Linked DNA regions of Homo sapiens: region 1 is linked to region 2. The links are chromatin loops, found by intact Hi-C in ENCODE. Cell type or tissue: PC-3. All regions are shown on one strand. Links, peaks and the distances in the headings refer to the core of each region. The heading gives the core; the rest is flanking DNA.

Evidence for each region. A loop is a pair of places that touch in the nucleus more often than their neighbours do. Peaks named below come from ENCODE experiments on the same cell type or tissue, not always from the same donor. Only the 100,000 strongest peaks of a DNase experiment are listed, where the experiment ranks them.
Region 1: a loop joins it to region 2, with 3 times the contacts of the local background. A loop is called at or near these places in 4 of 110 quality-filtered maps.

Annotation. Positions count from the first base shown.
Region 1 is chr4:137,992,157-137,995,085 of GRCh38, reverse strand. No RefSeq gene overlaps it. Among named protein-coding and RNA genes, the nearest start is that of SLC7A11-AS1, 95 kb to the left of the region's middle. In PC-3, for the core only: CTCF peaks have their summits at 1,379 and 1,581 (motif pointing right); a DNase peak (open chromatin) is centred at 1,645; H3K27ac peaks cover 1,905 bases.
Region 2 is chr4:137,818,302-137,821,230 of GRCh38, reverse strand. No RefSeq gene overlaps it. Among named protein-coding and RNA genes, the nearest start is that of SLC7A11-AS1, 270 kb to the left of the region's middle. RefSeq lists a silencer at 1,238-1,287. In PC-3, for the core only: a CTCF peak has its summit at 1,192 (motif pointing left); a DNase peak (open chromatin) is centred at 1,170.

The sequences.
Region 1 (2,929 bases), core at 285-2,784, 170 kb before region 2:
GATTCTGCTCATACCACAAGCATGCTTCTTTTTAAGCTTCATTGATTCTCTGAATTCTTTTCAGCTGAAGTTATCTAGTGTTGGTACAGTTGCTAATGAAATTGCCTTTGCAAAGATTAAGAGGGAGAGAAATCTAACATGGCTGACCCCATCTTGCATCTAACTTCAAAGGCTGGCTGTCTTTGCTCATTTCTGGGCATCAGCCAGGCTGATCTACCATGGGTAGAATTTGATTTGTAGTTTAACTTTGAAGTAAGGATGATAATAGCCCCTCCCTAAAACTGATTCCCTCTCCATCTTTGTAAGACTAATGAAAGGCCACGGGATTAGGATTATGAGCAAGACCTCAATTCTGCTAAAATGTAGGCATAGTTTCTATAATCCCTTACTGCTCAGGAGTCATGTGGCCAGAGGTCACAAGATTTGTCCCTTCTCCAATTGCTGTTATAGATAACATCACTGTTGTAAAACTTAAAATTTGTCTTTGAGATAGTTTTTAGACTGATCCCACCTGGATTTGTGATTCATGACTCAACTGGTACTGTGGCCCCCACCCAGAAGTGGACTCAGTGGATGAGAACCGTTTTCCACACCCTTATAATTGCTTCCCCAACCAATCACAGCAGCACCCATTTCCTAGTTCCCTGCCCAACAAACTGTTCTTTAAAAACCCTAACCTCCAAGCCTTTGGGGAGACTGATTTGAGTGGTAACTCCATCTCCTGTGTTACTGGCCTCCCATAAAGTTAAACTCTTTCTTTACTTCAATGCCATGGTCTCTGCGAATTGATTTTGTCTGTGCAGTGGGAAAGAAGAACCGAGGCAATTACACTTAAAGTCAGAAACCATAACTGATGTATAGGTAAAAACCAAAATGTACCCAAAAATTTAGGAAGTTAAATGATAGTCATATAGCAATATCTATAAGCAAAATAAAGGGTGACTTTGGGTTTTTGTTTTCCTAGAAGATCCATGGAAGAGAAATACATATGTTGAAACTTGATGGATGAGTAAAACTTAAAAAGGCAGGGGTGAGAAGGGTGGGAATTCCAGGTCACATAAGCAACATTGCCAATGTCATGGAATCAGGAATGCATTATAAAGGGGAAATGCCCATTTTTGGAGAATTAATTTTCAGTATTTCTTTTGAATCTCACTATATTCCTTACATATATTACTCTTGTTAATTTATCTAACATCCCCAAATAGTATTCGTTGCCAAAGGCTGGTGATAAATAATGTTTGTGGTTTATAAATGTTTACACAATCAAATGTCAACAGATTCCTGAATAAATATGCATATGAATGATACATACACACATGTTCATATATTAACACTGTCTTATTGAATTTTTTGTACCCTATTTTTTGGGTCATTTCTTTTAATAGGTCTTCAGTTGCTGCCTGGTGTTGTTGCCATGGTTGATGGCTATTCCATGGTGAGCAGGTCTATGCCAACATAACCCCAAAGGCCAAAGGAGCTAAGAGGCTGAAGAAAGAGGCTGACAAATCCAGTTTCTCAGAAAGAAACATTTAATAGGGAGTTATGGAATGGAGCCATGCCTGGGGCAGCCACAAGATGGTACTTCCCGCATGGTTATGCCAGACCAAGGGCTTATATAAAATAGGCAAAGGGTATGCATGCTTCAGAAGAGATATGTAAGACAATTGAAGTCATTTTATCCCCTTCAGGGATATGTGTCACAGACTATGTGTGTCATAGACTACAATTTGCTCAAGAGCAGGATTTATGGCAAGTATGTGTTTATCATAAGATTAAGGTGGTTTTGACCTAAGGGTAGAATTTACCAGTAAGTAGGTGCTGTTATTAGTAAAGTAGAAATCTTAGAGATATTTCTGGAACTGGGGTCAAACAGTAGTCAACATGGCAGATTAGCATAAAAGATAGTGTTGCTTTAGCCTCCACAGTGACCATGGGAGAAGGCAGGTGACACTGGTACTTAAGAAATATTTTGAGTCAACCAGCTCTTGAAACCCTCACAGATGGCTAGATCAAGAATGTATTTCATTAGTGAATTGAGGTAGTGCTTAGGAAGGTTAAATAAAGTGTAAATTTAAGTATATTTGGTTGGAACAAGTTACAGAAATTAAGGTTTCAATTGCCATATTTATATGTATTAATAAAAAGGTGCTTTTATCTTTTCTTTCTCCTAGTTGATTATTCTACATTTACTTCTCAATTTTATTTAAAAACTCAGCATAAAAATAAAAATAAATGTCAATGAAGCCATTTTAGTCTATGAATAAGAATTAAAGGTTAAAATGTGGTTGAAACTGGATTAAAATAAACAAATGGTTTTGTTTAAAAATTCAGTTAACCAAATTTTTATTTAGTTTTTAAAAATATTCTAGTTACTGCTTTAGGATAGATCAATTGCCTGCATCTGAGAGAAAAGGACATTTTTATGTTCCATTCTAGGAGAGAGAGTAGGCTTCATATAGGAATATAAATTGGAACTTGCCTGCTGTATTTAAGGTCAATATTTTTTTCACTGTTTAATTGTAGGAAATTCTCAAGCATATGTAACTACAAAAATGCTGCCTCAAGAAAATACCTCTTAGAGATTAGTATTTCTCCATTTAAAATTAGGAAGTAAATTACTTTTTATTGGAGTCATTAGACATCTTTTACAACTGTTTTCTTTAGGAAGGGGGAATTTAAATACTAAAAAAAGAATACTTTGTCTCTTGAATGCAGAACTGCCTCTGAACTCACATTTAATATATTGTCTATGCAAAACCACTATTTAATAATATCCTTTAATATATCACATTGTTTTAATGATAGCAGCTCTTTTATGGCAAGTTGCTATAAAGGGAATTACAGTAGTCTAACGCTCAAAAACTCTTGGCATATATCACTGGTTCTTGTGTTTACCAGTTGTGTGACCTTTTAAAAGTACAATAAT
Region 2 (2,929 bases), core at 140-2,639:
GTATAATCCAAGAATCAGTTTCCTTTACTTCATGATTTTGCTGAGGGAAAAGCATGAGAAAGTCCTATTTACCACTCTTATTAATTGAATTGTATTCCTTTCAAATGATATGCTGAAGCCCTAAACCCCAGAACCTGAGTATGTGACCTTATTTGGAAACAGTGTCATTGCAGATTTAACCAAGTTAAGATGAGGTCACTAAGGTGGCTTTTAATCCAATATGACTATTGTCCTTATACAAAGAGAAAATTCGGACCCAGAGGCAAAAATGCACAGGGAAAAGATGATATGAAGACACAGAGAAAAAATAGCCATGCGATTGGAGTGATACATCTATCTACAAGCGGATAAACTCTAAAGATTGCTGATAAACCAGAAGCTAGAGGTAAGGAAGTATTCTTTTCAGTCACAGAGCAGTTATGGCCCTGCTGATACCTCAATTTTAGGCGTTAGTCTTTAGAACTGTAAGGCATTAAATTTTTGTTTTTTAAAACCACTGTTTTGGCACAGATCTAGCAAACTAATATTTTTTAGTTTCTAAATCATCTTCATGATGACTTACATATTTTTCAGTTTTCACTGGGCTTTTACTCTATGCCTCAGCTCTTAACAGATAACCATGCATTCACTAGTTTTCAAAAAGCCCATTTCATTTGTATCACCATCAATTCAAAGGATAGGAATTTATATTACATCAATGTAAAGAAAAACATGTTAGGGTAAAAATAAAATTATTTCTAATGAAAATAAATTATTTTTATACACATGTTTAGTTAAGATAGCTATGTATTAAAAACTAAAATACACTCAGCTTCCTCACTATCCTGGGTCTCTTCACAGGAAACTCTCTTTTGCCTTGACCTACAGGAGTGCCTGTAGTGAGTGCCTGCAGCGCTAAAGCACTTGAGACCAGCTAGAGACAAAGAATGGGGATGGGGCTAGCAGTAGCCAGAATGTCAGTATGGCTGCTCTCCATTCTCACCAGAGGAAACACAAAATCAGAGAGGCTGTTGAGCAATGCCATGTTTCAGGAAGAATGGTCTATGGGTTGTGTAGGCATGATTCCCTAGCTGGTGTTTCCACATAGCTCAGGTAACTTTCTTGGGTCTCCTCTAGGCCTATCCAAGTTAAATGCTATGCCAACCTCAGAGCCCACAGTAGACTTGCAGCAAACCTGGGTTTAGGGCTCCATCTAGTGCTGAAGAAAAGGCAGTAATCTCAAACTAAGAAACACTGTATCAATCAGCACAGTATGTCTAGACAGAATATAATAAAAAGTTGGACACAAAGCCTATAGCAAAGACTGGAACAAATAGTTTTTAAATTTTTAAATCCATAGACATTGATATATATCCATAAGCGTCAAGAGCAATCAGGAAAATATGACCTCATCAAATGGACAAAACAGGATACCAATGACCATAAAGAAGTGGAAATATGTGAACACTCAGACTAGGAATTCAAAATAGCCGTTTAAAGGAAAGTCAATAAACTCCAAGAAAACACAGAAATAATTCAGAACTTTAAAAATTTAAAAAAGTAATTGAAATTATTAAAAAATCAAATAGACATCAAATAGCTGAAAGATACATTGAACAAACTGAAAAATGCAACAGAGAACATCAACAGCAGAATTGATCAAGCAGAAGAATCCATGAATGCAAAGACAGCCTATTTGAAAACACAGAAGAGGAAAAAGAAAAAAATAATAAAGAGGAATTAAATCTTAAGATATCTATGGGACAACATCTAAAGAGAAAATGTACTAGTCACTGGTATTCAAGAATAAGTGAGGATGACAAAGGGGTAGAAGGAATATTCAAAGAAATAACAAGCAGGAAACTTTCCAAATGTGGAGAAATAAATATCCAGGTATAGATAGGTCAAAGATCACCAGTCAGATTCAACCCAAATAACCCTACTTCAAAGCATAAAATAATCAAACTCTCAAAAGTCACAGACGATGAGTAGATCCTAATACTAGCAAAAGAAAATAATCAAATAACATAAAAGGAAGTTTGAATATTCTTGGAAGCAGACTTCTCAGCAGATACCTTAGAGGACAGGAGGAAGTAAGATGGTATTTTCAAAGTGCTGAAGAAAAAACAAACAAACAAGTAAACAAACAAACAAAACCTCCTAATCAAGAATACTGTACCCAGCAAAGCTATTCCTCAAACATGAAGGAGAAGTAAAGACTTCCCCAGACAAACAAAGCTAATGGAATTCATCACCACCCAACCTGTCTTACAAGAAATTCTAAAGGGAGTTCTTCAACCTGAAACAAATGGATGCTAACCTATAACACAAAAGCAGCTGAAAGTATGAAGATCGCTGGTAAAAGTCAGTACACAGATAAATTCAGAATTTTTTAATATTACAATCATGGCATGTAAACTATATATATAGTTTATATATGGTATATATATATAGTATATATATTTCACTCATACACTATATTTACACATATGAAGATAAGACAAAACTTAAAACTAATAACTATAATAACTTATTAAGAATAGACAACATTAAAAGATATAAATTCTGACATCCAAAATTCAAAATGGGGGAGAATGGAGTAAAAATGCAGATTTTTGCACTTTGGGAGGCCGAGGTGGGCGAATCATCTGAAGTCAGGAGTTTGAGACCAGCCTGGCCAACATGGTGAAACCCCGTCCCCAATAAAAATACAAAAAATTAGCTGGGCGTGGTGGCAGCACCTGTAATCCCAACTACTTGGGAGGCTGAGGCAGGAGAATCACTTGAACCCGGGAGGCCGAGATGGCACCACTGAACTCCAGCCTGGGCAACAGAGCAAGACTCTGTCTTAAAAAAAAAAAAAAGTAGATTTTTTTGTTAATTGTTTTTTGTTTAAAATAGTCTTTTATAACGTTAAGATGTTTTTTGTAAGTCTCATGGTAACCATAAA